3 separate regions of the Homo sapiens genome follow, and all the other regions are linked to region 2. Evidence: chromatin contacts called from ENCODE Hi-C or POLR2A ChIA-PET data. All regions are on one chromosome and are shown on one strand. The core of a region is the stretch at or near the end of the contact, and the rest is flanking DNA. Distances in the headings are between cores, read along the strand shown. Region 1 holds the start of PARP3 (poly(ADP-ribose) polymerase family member 3). Region 2 holds the start of TEX264 (testis expressed 264, ER-phagy receptor). Region 3 holds the start of POC1A (POC1 centriolar protein A).

Region 1 (2,700 bases), core at 1-2,500, 270 kb after region 2:
TGCAAGAAATACTTGACAGCTTTGTTCTGTTTTCCTGCAATTTCTCAATCAGTCCAGTCCCTGCCAAAACCTAAGGAGGTCTCAATGGCCTCGGATTGGGGCCCAGGGTCCTTCCCACCCAGAGACCTCGCAGAAACAAGACTTTGCAGGACCAGAAACTAAAGGAAACAGCCACGATCTCAGAGCCAAGGGACAGAGTCTTGGATTCTAGGCTCAGTTCTGTTCGGACTCACTCAGTCTTCCGTGCACCATGGGACTCAGTTTTCCCTCCCACTATGTGGAAAAGAATAGCTCACCTCTCGCTCTCAGAGTCGCTGGAGATCTCCTCATTCATCTTGCCGCCACCCTTGGATTTGCCCCTGTCCCCCGCAGAGTCGGCCTGGGAATTATACGGTCTTTTCTTTGGTCAGGGGTCCAGACCACCCTGGCATTGACCAAGGGCCCCCCCCCCTCGGTTCCCTCAGAACCCCAGGAATGGGGAAGGCGGTGGTTCCCGGGTTAAGCGAACGGCTTTCTAGGATTTGGCCCGCGGAGAGAGGGACGAAGCTGACTCCAGCAGGGGTCCAGGGCGAAGGGCTGGGGAAGGGCCGGGACCCAGGTCCCCTGGATGGGATGACGGTTGTCCCAGTAGCAGGGCTGACCGCGGCCCTCAGAAGCGCCATGCTCACCTTTCGCCGCCGCTTGCCGGCCCCCGCGCCAGCCCCGGCCCCAGAGGCCGGCTTTCCCCGCTTACGAGCAGCCGCTGTTGCCGACATGCTGCCCACCAGGCGTGTAGCAGCGGCCGCAGAACTCACGTGGCAGCTGAACCCTCCCAGCTCCCCAGCCGCCTGGCAAGACCCCGCGTATTGATAGGCTTCCACCGCCCGCCGGGCCCCGCCTCCTACTGCTCCATTGGGTCCTTCTGCAGGCTCTGCCACGCCCCCAGGCACCCATAGGATGCACGCTTGTAGCCCCGCCTCCTGAAGTTCCTAGGCTCCCGCACCAGGCTCGAGTAGGAAGCCCGCATCTCCACGGCGCTTCCGGCCTGATGCTGTGGCGCTTGCGCTCTGCTGCTGGCCCACTTCGAAGTCGGAGCAAGAGCCTTCTCTGTGTTTGCGCCCCTTGGCCGCTGGGGGGCGCCAGAGACGCGGCGCCCTTTCGCGTTCTGGAACGTGACTCCTCCCCTCCATGGGCAGCCCGGCGCTAGACCCAACGGGGATCCAAGCAGCCCCGGGGAGAGGGAGGCTGCGTCTGTATCCGGGCCCAAGGTCACCGCGCGACCGGCAGATGCGTGCTGCAGGCCCCGGCCACATGAGCAGCGCTACGGACGCGACTGCCCCGGCCTTGGATATGCCAGATCGAGTGTCCACCCGTCCGTGGGACTGGTCGCCTGACTCGGCCTGCCCCAGCCTCTGCTTCACCCCACTGGTGGCCAAATAGCCGATGTCTAATCCCCCACACAAGCTCATCCCCGGCCTCTGGCGATTGTTGGGAATTCTCTCCCTAATTCACGCCTGAGGCTCATGGAGAGTTGCTAGACCTGGGACTGCCCTGGGAGGCGCACACAACCAGGCCGGGTGGCAGCCAGGACCTCTCCCATGTCCCTGCTTTTCTTGGGTGAGTGTCCTATGGTCCTGCCCACGGCAGGGCAGGGCAAGGCCTGGTGGGACTGGCCTTTGCCCTCTATCAGTTCAAGGCCACTGATCCGGAGTTCTGGCTCCTCAGAACTCTTGAGTCCATTGGGAAGGGCTTCTACAGCTCTGGGTTCTAAGCTCCGGGAGGATAATCTGGCCCCAAGAATCCTGCCCCCAGGATCCTCTGCCCACCCTCCCCCATAGCTCGGTGACTCGGCCCGGCAACCATGCCAGGGCTGAACTAGCTGACACAGGGGGAGGAGCCCCGAAGTGGAAGAGAGAGAGCCTCCTTTCACTTTCCCTACCCCTCAGGACACACAGGTGAGCTGCAGAGGGTAGGGAGCCAGGCAGACCCTGTTGACCAGAGTGGGCAGACTGGACAGAGTCCTAACCTTGCACTTGGGACTGGGGAAAGGGGTGTTTCTGAGTGACAAAGAGCTGGGTGTGGTCTGGGGCTGGGAATGCCGTCAGAGTGGACACAGGATGCAGTGGGAGGCCACCGAAGGGCCAACCCGGGGTGGGGCAAGTTGGTGCTGTGCTGGCCCAGGGCAGGGGTGGGGACTGAGAGTGGGTCGTTGGGGATGAGGAGACCATGGAGGCCTAAGGGCCTCTCTGTGCCCCAGGACAGCCATGGCTCCAAAGCCGAAGCCCTGGGTACAGACTGAGGGCCCTGAGAAGAAGAAGGGCCGGCAGGCAGGAAGGGAGGAGGACCCCTTCCGCTCCACCGCTGAGGCCCTCAAGGCCATACCCGCAGAGAAGCGCATAATCCGCGTGGATCCAACATGTCCACTCAGCAGCAACCCCGGGACCCAGGTGAGCTGCAGTCCCCAGTCAGGCCCAGAGCCTGCCCACTGATAAGCACAAACACACCCAGGCCACCCCCTTAGGACTCTGTTCTGGTTTTGGAGCCCAAGGCCCCCAGGTAAGCGCCAGAGCAAGGCCATGTTCTCCTGACCCCAGACATCAGGGCTGTGTCCCGTCAGGTCCAGGCGGGTCACATCTGCCCTTCAGACCCCATGCAGGCCTCCTCCCACCGCACTTAGGGAAAGGCTGTGACTACATCAGTCTCCTGGGCGCTTGCCCATGT
Region 2 (3,681 bases), core at 114-2,613:
CTTGATGTTCATAGGTAAAACAACTGCTGCGACCTGCACTGGCCCAGCCCGGAGTGCCTGTGAGGGGCCAGCTGCCTGTTCTGCCAGTTTGCCTAGAGGGCTGGGACAGGCTTGGCCCTGTGGATAAGGTTCAAACTCCCCTGCCTGCGGAAGGAAGAATGTGAAGCAGAGGGAAAGGAAGCTGGGATTTTGACTGTCTCTGTGTGCCCAGCCTGCTCTTTGCTGGTGCAGTAGTGGGATCCACAAGGTGAACCACCCTGTGACTGCTGACTTTTCCCACCACCACCTTCGTGGTGTTCCCATCTGCTGGATCCCCCTCCCAAACATCAGTCCTTGTCAGGATACCAAAGTAGCTCTTGGCCTCGCCGGTCTTGTAGCCAAGCTTATGAGCATAGTTGTCACCTTCCCCACCTCCCACCAAAAGTCCGGGATTTTCACGAGGGGAGCGTTTTATCTTTGGGCCCCTAGAAGAGTGCTTTGTAGTTTGTAGGTCCTCAGAAATTTGAGGTGAAGATTGAACCAATCATCAAGGAGCTTACACTTGACGTGGGAATCACGTAAGTTACCGCTAAACCACAAAGGTAGACCAGCCTCCCACAGCCACAACCTGGGCACTGAGGGAGGAGCCTGGAAGAAGGGCATTCCCATGGAACGTGAACTCCAGGAGGGCAGAACCTTGGTTTTGTTCACTCTATCCCCAGCCCCTAGAACTGTCCTGGCAAGGAGTAATAATAAGTGTTGGATGGATGAATATACTCACGGAAGTGGGAATGGGTGGGTGGAGGCAGGAAGCAGATATTTGCGCTATGCAGAAGTTGGATCCACCAGTTTCTTCCGCGAGCCCAGACTGGGCTTCAGCTTCCTCACCTATGCCTTTCTTGGTTCCCAAGTCTGTTGCGAAGCCACAGTGAGAGAAAGTGGCAGGACTAAAGGTGGTACAAATGCCAGAGGCTGATACTGCTGTGCTGCGCCTCCCTAGGCTGTACAAATTCTCCTCAGCCCCAGCTCCCTGGTCCCCAGCCTGGCCCTCTACTGCGGGCCACTGGGCTGCCTCCCGTACCCGAGCCTGGGCCAGGCTGTCACTGTGGTGCTCCTGCCAACCCAGATGCCCTGGGGTGTTGCTAAATCAACCTCAGCAACCGGATAGTTTGTTGGAGGCGGGAAGGTACGCCGTGGGTTCCGCCGCAGCCAGCGCTGGGGCTAGGCACACGCCCGTTGCCATGGAGACGGGGCGGGGCAGGCCTCCGCCCTCCGGGTCCCGCGCGCACGCGCCCACGGCCACGGCCATGTCCCGCCGCGAGAGGGGGCGGAGCGAGCGTGCGCGGCGGGCGCGCGCAGGCTCCGTAACCGAACCCTGAGCCGCCTGCGCGGATCGGCGTCCGCAGCGGGCGGCTGCTGAGGTGAGGGCCGGGCCAGAGGAGAGGCATACCCACTGGGGCGTAGGTCTGGGACTCCCCCTGTCCGCCCTGGCGCGACCTCAGGACTCTCCGTGTCCCCTCCGTGACCCCCGCGGCCCGGGCCGCTCTTTGCATCTTGTCTTGCCCACAGCTGGCCTCGGCCAGGTCCGAGGGCCTGGATGCGACCTTGGGGCAGCCCCTACTCTTCCGGGCAGCCCACTTCCGCGGCCACCGGTGCAGGGCATGCCCCGGGGCCGTGGAGGTGAGGGAAAGAGGCGCGAGTCGCGTTTTAACTCCGCCCCCGTCCCCCAAGGCCGCGCCTCGCAGCCTGGGCTGCAAACTTTAGCGTCCTTTAAGTTACAGACGTGCGTGGGGCTCCGTGAGGAGGTGGGCGAAGAGAAAGGCTCTGAGTAAATAGGCAAGGCCCGGGGTGAGCAGGGGCTGGAATCCGAAAGTGGGAGGCGGCGGCCCCCCACCCTCCATAGTCCTTCCGCCCTCTGCTAGCACCGAAGTTTAGCCCAGGACGGGGGCCGTTTAAGGGCCCGGCCCTCCGCCGCCGCGCACGTGAGCGGCACCAGGAAGCTGGCTGGGCGCAGCCTTCCCTGAGGCTCGCTGGCACCGGCCGCACGCGTCCATCCCGGGCCTCTGAGCGGAGGGGGAGCCGAGGCTAGAGGGAGGGCGCAGTCTGCCCAAGGTCAGCGGCAGCGGCAGTTTCTGGGCGCCAAGTGTGATTGGAGTACTCCAGGAAGAGGGGCGTGACCAGAGCTCTAGCGAAGAGACCTGACATTGTAAAGCTAGGTTTGGCTTCTGATTTCCACAGGGGGTTTGAGAATGGGACGAGGGTGCTTTAGAGGGACCGGTAGGCTTTCCCTGAGGACGGTAATCAGGGCATGATGGTTGGCTCAGTGGTTATTTCCTGGGCAGGGGTGACTGTTCTTTCAGCTCCCAGCACTGGAGCGCTCGGCCCCTGCCGCACTGGATGCCAGCAGTTACTAAAAGTGAGCCTGGCATTTCAGGTGAGCTCCCAGACCTTCTTCCTTTTCTCTTGAATATAGGGGAAATTCACGTTACCTCTCCACGTGCCGACCAAGGCTCTGAGACCCCCAGGTGGGTTTTCTTCCCCCCCGCCGTTTTCTGAGCAGTTTGGGAAGTGAGAGGAAGAGAAAGGTAGATACTAAGTTTCCTTGAGGAGACAGGAAGTGTTCAGCTGAGATGGCAGATCAGGGTGAGGGCTTGTCATTCCCAAGGCAAGTGGGGGCCTAGATGCTGAGAGTTTTCCAGCTTTGGGCTCAGAGATGTCCAACAAGGATTTAATGCTTCAGGCGTTTTGGAAGCCAGTCACCAGAGAGGAGAGAGAAAGTGGAAATGAGGGGCTGGAATCAGACTGTCTGGGCTTGTGTTGCCTGCATTTTGGTCCACGTGGCTCTGTTTAATACCTGTGTTACCTTGGGCAAGTCTCTTAACCTCTAACTACTTGAACCTTTAGCCTTACCTACCTCTTTGGATTGCTTTGAGGGTGAATGAAGTAGCTGTGTTTCAACATTTAGACAGTGCCTGGCGTATAGTAAGCATTCAGTGGAAGATTTCTCATCATTATCAAAGAAAATTGGAATGAAAGTTACTGGAGACAAGATGAGTAGGACAGGCAGAAAAGAGAGAGATACTGATGGGTAGAAGCACAGATGGGTGAGACTAGTGGGCAACACCTCAATTTCTTGACACCGAAAGTTTAGAAATTTACTTTGCCTCTTTGTGAGCAAATACTGTGTGCTCATTGACTCCAAAGACAATTTTTTTTTAGCGTAAAATCAACACCCAGCACCCACAGGGAAGAAATAATTCCACAGAGCTAAGTATTCCACAAAGTTGCAGCGTGGCCTTTTTAGCTTCAAAACCTTTTAAATGTTAAATATTACTTTTAAATAATTGGGGTGGGAATGTCCCCCCAGTGGGTCACATGGCTCCCTTCCTCTTTAAACAGTCTTCTCTGGGCTGTGATTTTTCCCCCCCGCCAGGCAACTCAGGTCAAGCCCTCTGTGTAAGAGGGTTAGGCCTCTGGCCCCAAGCTGCCTGGAGAACTAGGCAGCCTGCCTTGAATAGCTCACAGACTGGCCTCTGTGTTATGTTCCTGGGACTGCTCTTGAACAGCTTCTTTTCCTCTTAGGGATAATTGTTACTTCCTCCTGCTGTGCGACTCCCCTTTTAGCAGCCTTTTCCTCTTACTACTCACTGTTTCTTCTGTGGGCTGGAAAATTGGGATGAAGCTTGTTAACATTGGTGGTTC
Region 3 (3,726 bases), core at 162-2,661, 480 kb after region 2:
ATGGGGAAAGAGAAGAAATGGTATGACTGTTATTGAGTATGGAGTTTCTTTTTGGGATGATGAAAATATTCTGGAATTAGTGATTACAGTTGCACAACACTGTGAATGTACTAAAAACTACTGAAATGTACACTTTAAAAGGTGAATTCTGTGGTGTATGAATAACTTAATAAAGTTAAAACACCAGAGAGAATACTCCGGAGACTCTCTCCATCCAATAGCAGCTTGTGTCTTAACACTTGAAGGGTTATAATTCAGCCATCCAAACATCTCCCCCTACTCTAAGTATCAGAAACCTCAAAGAAGCATTTTGGGTGCTCCAGGAAGCCCAAAGGCTCCTCCTGGGAAAGGATGTCCTTGGGGCACAGCAAAGCCACTGCCACCCTACAGAGCAGTAACCAGAACAAAGGCCCTATGGCCTTGTGCCCAGCTCCACCCCTAACGCACCTGTCAGAGTCTCCTTTCAACAACAGAGGGAGGAGCAGCTGGGGGAGGGTCCCCAACAGAGCCTTCTGCTCTCACCTAAGCTTCTTGAAAGAACATGCGTAAGAGAGTGTCCGCCCCTAGGCTCAGTGGGCAGAGGCAAGTTCAGGTCCACCCCTGACCAGTAGGTCCCATGGTATCTCTCAACACCGCCTCCCCTCTGTAGTTCCCTGCATGTGGGCCTCATCTCCCTCAACAGTGGTTTATACATGAGGGGACAGGAAGGGAGGTAGAGTACCAGATTAGGAGTCAAAAGGTCTGTATCCTAGCCTGGAATCTCCGTCCATGTCCTCAAGTGCCTCAGGGCATCACAGGCTACCACCCAGCCTCCCTGACTCTCCAATCAGCCAGAGGGCCTTGCCCGTTCAAAGGAATCTCTCGAAATGAGGACTTCTGGAGGAATGTGAACTCAGAGAGGGCGGCTCCGCCCCGCTCACACTGCAGGCCCGGGCATCCCAGCGTCCTGCTGTACCTACCTGCTGGAGCAGGGTGTACCCTCAACAAGACCCCACGCAGCCACCCACTGCTAAGGACGTGGAGAATGGCTAGAGAGGCCCGATACCGGCCCCAGGTCACACATGAGTCGGGACTTGGTCGTGTGTCCCTCGCTAGGATGCAAACTATGGAGGCAGAGGCCTGTTTGTTCGCTCCAGAAACCCAGCGCAGGGCCTGGCACGCAGGAGGCGCTCAGAAAGTGCCCGACCCAGCGCCCCCTGCGCAGACAGTAAACTGGACCTGAAGAGGACCACCCTGGAACCTGGCGCCCCGCCCGCCCCTCGCAGCCATCGCTCTGGCCATTAGGCGCCCAGTGTCCCAGCGGGGAGACTGAGGCCTGGGGAGTTGCTCTCGGCTGGGCTTACCGCGCAGGGCGCAGCCATGGCGGGGCTGGCGGCGCCGAAGGCAGCTGCGGTGGCCGTTGCGGCCCGTTCAGTTTCCGCGCCCCCAACGGCCACCAATAGCAACGCGGGCCGCGTCGGCACGCCCCGCCCACCGCAATTAAAGGAGAAGCGCCTCAGCTTTTTGCCCGACGACTGGAAGCAGAGCTGTATGACCGGCGGCCGGCGCCACGGTCTCCGTGCCCAGTTCCCCAAGCCCAGACAACCCACAGACAGCGCAGCCAAAAGCCTCTGTCCGCCGCCACTCGTTCCGCCTGAGAAATTAAAAGACCCAGGATGAAGGGTTCACCCCACCAGCCCGTCGTCCGGCTACTCTAACGGCGAGCGCAGCCTCCTGGGAAATGCAGTTCCAAGCCGCCCACGCCCCTATGTCTGGAGGAAGGTGGAGCTACACTTCCCAACATGAGATTGCACCATTGCATTCCAGCCTGGGCAACAAGAGGGCGGGCCGGGTTTTACCACCCGAAGCGACGGCCTTAAGGATCCCGGAAGCGGAGGACACGTGGGTTGCTGTAACCAGATTGCGTTAAAGCACCCGCGCGCGCCGGCGCAGCCAGATTTTCCCCGCAGGAACCTATTGAGAGCTGAGTATTCGCCCCTCGGGAACTCTCAGTGGTTCGCCGTCCGAACGTTCTTAAGACAAGTGTCGATTTAAAATAACATGAGTTACTCGGAATCACAATCATGGAGTGGAGAGATCAAGGTTCGATTCTCAGTTCTCGCCCTGATTGGCTGTGTGATCTCAGGAAAAACGCCTCTGCTCTGTGCCCCGGTTTCCCCATTTGTAACACGAGGGAGTGTGGTGCAGCCCGGCCCTGTCAGGATCCTTAAGGCCTCAGAAGCTGTTAGAAACCCAGTCTTTAAAAGAAGGAGAGGCCGGGCTCAGTGGCTCACGCCTGTAATCTCAGCACTTTGCCACTTTGGGAGGCCGAGGTGGGTGGATCACCTGAGGTCAGGAGTATGAGACCAGCCTGGCCAACATGGTGAAACCCCATGTCTACTAAAAATACAAAAATTAGCCGGGCGTGGTGGCACGCGCCTGTAAACCCAGCTACTCGGGAGGCTGAGGGAGGAGAATTGTTCGAACTCCGGAGGCAGAGATTGCAGTGAGCCTAGATGTTGCCGCTGCACTCCAGCCTGGGCAACAGAGGGAGACTCCGTCTCAAAAAATATATATATATATAAAATAAAATTTGAAGGCCACCAGCAACCATCTGAATAGACTCCCTGCTTGGCCAGGGCACTCAAATTTAACCTGAAAGAGTGGTTCAGGCCATGATGGGAAGTGGGGGTTGGACATGCCTCATTATACCCTCCAGCATTAACATCAACAAAAACCTTAAGTCTGATAAGAAACATTTACGATCTATTTTCTCTGAAACCTGCTACCTGGAGGCTTCATCTGCATGGTAAAACCTTGGTCTCCATAACCCCTTATCTTAACCGAGATATCCCTTTCTACTGATAATAATTATTTCAACCAATTGCCAATCAGAATATGTTTAAATCTACCAATGACCTGGAAGTTTCCCACTTCGAGTTGTCTTGTCCTTCCAGATCAAACCAATGTAAATCTTACATGTATTGATTGATGTATTTTGTCTCCCTAAAATGTATAAAACCATGCTGTGCCCAGGCCACTTGGGCACATGTTGTCAGGACCTCCTGAGGCTGTGTCATGGGTGTGTCCTTAACCTTAGCAAAATAAATTTTCTAAGTTGACTGAGACCTGTCTCAGGTATTTCGGGTTGACAGTTTGGCAACCACGAAAGGATTCTGAGTGGAGGTGCCCCTGACCTTTGACAGATCTCCTATCGGTGCTTGGTACCAGCTTGAGCTATCTTTATGGCTCAAATCTACAGGACAATTTGCTAAGGCCTGGGAGCCCCCCTCCACAAAATTCCTGATCTTCCCAAATTTGGTTAACATCTAAAGTTTATTTTACTGTACAACTCCTTTTTCTGGAGTTTTACTTGTTTCCAACAAGGAAGGCAGGTTTTCCTGCTTCCCTGACGATGGAAGGCAGGTAACTCCTTTCTGGAGTTTGAGCTCGCTTCCAACAGAGAAGGAAAGTTTGAGTTTTCCCTACTTCTGGGATGGTAGAGAGCAGTCTTTAGCCTAAGACCTGTTCTTAGGTAAGTAGCCGAATTGGGGATTTTCTTGGCTGAAGTTAAGGTTAACAACCAGCTGGTCTTAATTTTCCTTACCATTAGAGTGCTCAGTAATCATATAAATTGTACGATCAAGCCCGGCATGGTGGCTCACGCCTGTAATCCCAGCACTTTGGGAAGCCAAGGCGGGTGGATCACGAGGTCAGGACATCGCAGACCATCCTGGCTAACACGGT

Evidence for each region. Hi-C counts contacts between places; a loop is a spot of excess contacts on that map. ChIA-PET counts read pairs that join two places held with the same protein, here RNA polymerase II (POLR2A). Pooled maps may share reads with other maps.
Region 1: a map of CD8-positive, alpha-beta T cell shows a loop between it and region 2 (23-fold over the local background). The contact joins the promoter of PARP3 here to the promoter of TEX264 in region 2. A Hi-C loop is called at or near these places in 6 of 168 maps with a recorded cell type or tissue (B cell, CD8-positive, alpha-beta T cell, PC-3 and 2 more), 6 of 37 single-sample maps with no recorded cell type and 18 of 50 pooled maps. POLR2A ChIA-PET finds 5 or more read pairs at or near these places in 3 of 52 experiments (A673, BJ and activated CD4-positive, alpha-beta memory T cell).
Region 3: a pooled map shows a loop between it and region 2 (17-fold over the local background). The contact joins the promoter of POC1A here to the promoter of TEX264 in region 2. A Hi-C loop is called at or near these places in 1 of 37 single-sample maps with no recorded cell type and 7 of 50 pooled maps. POLR2A ChIA-PET finds 5 or more read pairs at or near these places in 2 of 52 experiments (activated T-cell and naive thymus-derived CD8-positive, alpha-beta T cell).

The regions. Positions count from the first base shown.
Region 1 is chr3:51,941,113-51,943,812 of GRCh38, forward strand. PARP3 (poly(ADP-ribose) polymerase family member 3) reads left to right here and starts at 1,251. Exons shown (of 11, transcript NM_001003931.4): 1 at 1,251-1,596; 2 at 2,242-2,426. The coding sequence starts at 2,244. It overlaps RRP9 (ribosomal RNA processing 9, U3 small nucleolar RNA binding protein), which reads right to left and starts at 792. Exons shown (of 15, transcript NM_004704.5): 1 at 669-792; 2 at 297-379. The coding sequence starts at 755. RefSeq lists enhancers at 154-802, 927-1,256.
Region 2 is chr3:51,669,889-51,673,569 of GRCh38, forward strand. TEX264 (testis expressed 264, ER-phagy receptor) reads left to right here and starts at 1,364. Exons shown (of 5, transcript NM_015926.6): 1 at 1,364-1,400. LOC124906237 (a long non-coding RNA gene) reads right to left here and starts at 1,217. Exons shown (of 2, transcript XR_007095907.1): 1 at 761-1,217. RefSeq lists a silencer at 1,100-1,529.
Region 3 is chr3:52,153,012-52,156,737 of GRCh38, forward strand. POC1A (POC1 centriolar protein A) reads right to left here and starts at 1,412. Exons shown (of 11, transcript NM_015426.5): 1 at 1,344-1,412. The coding sequence starts at 1,361. RefSeq lists enhancers at 805-1,782, 1,783-2,759.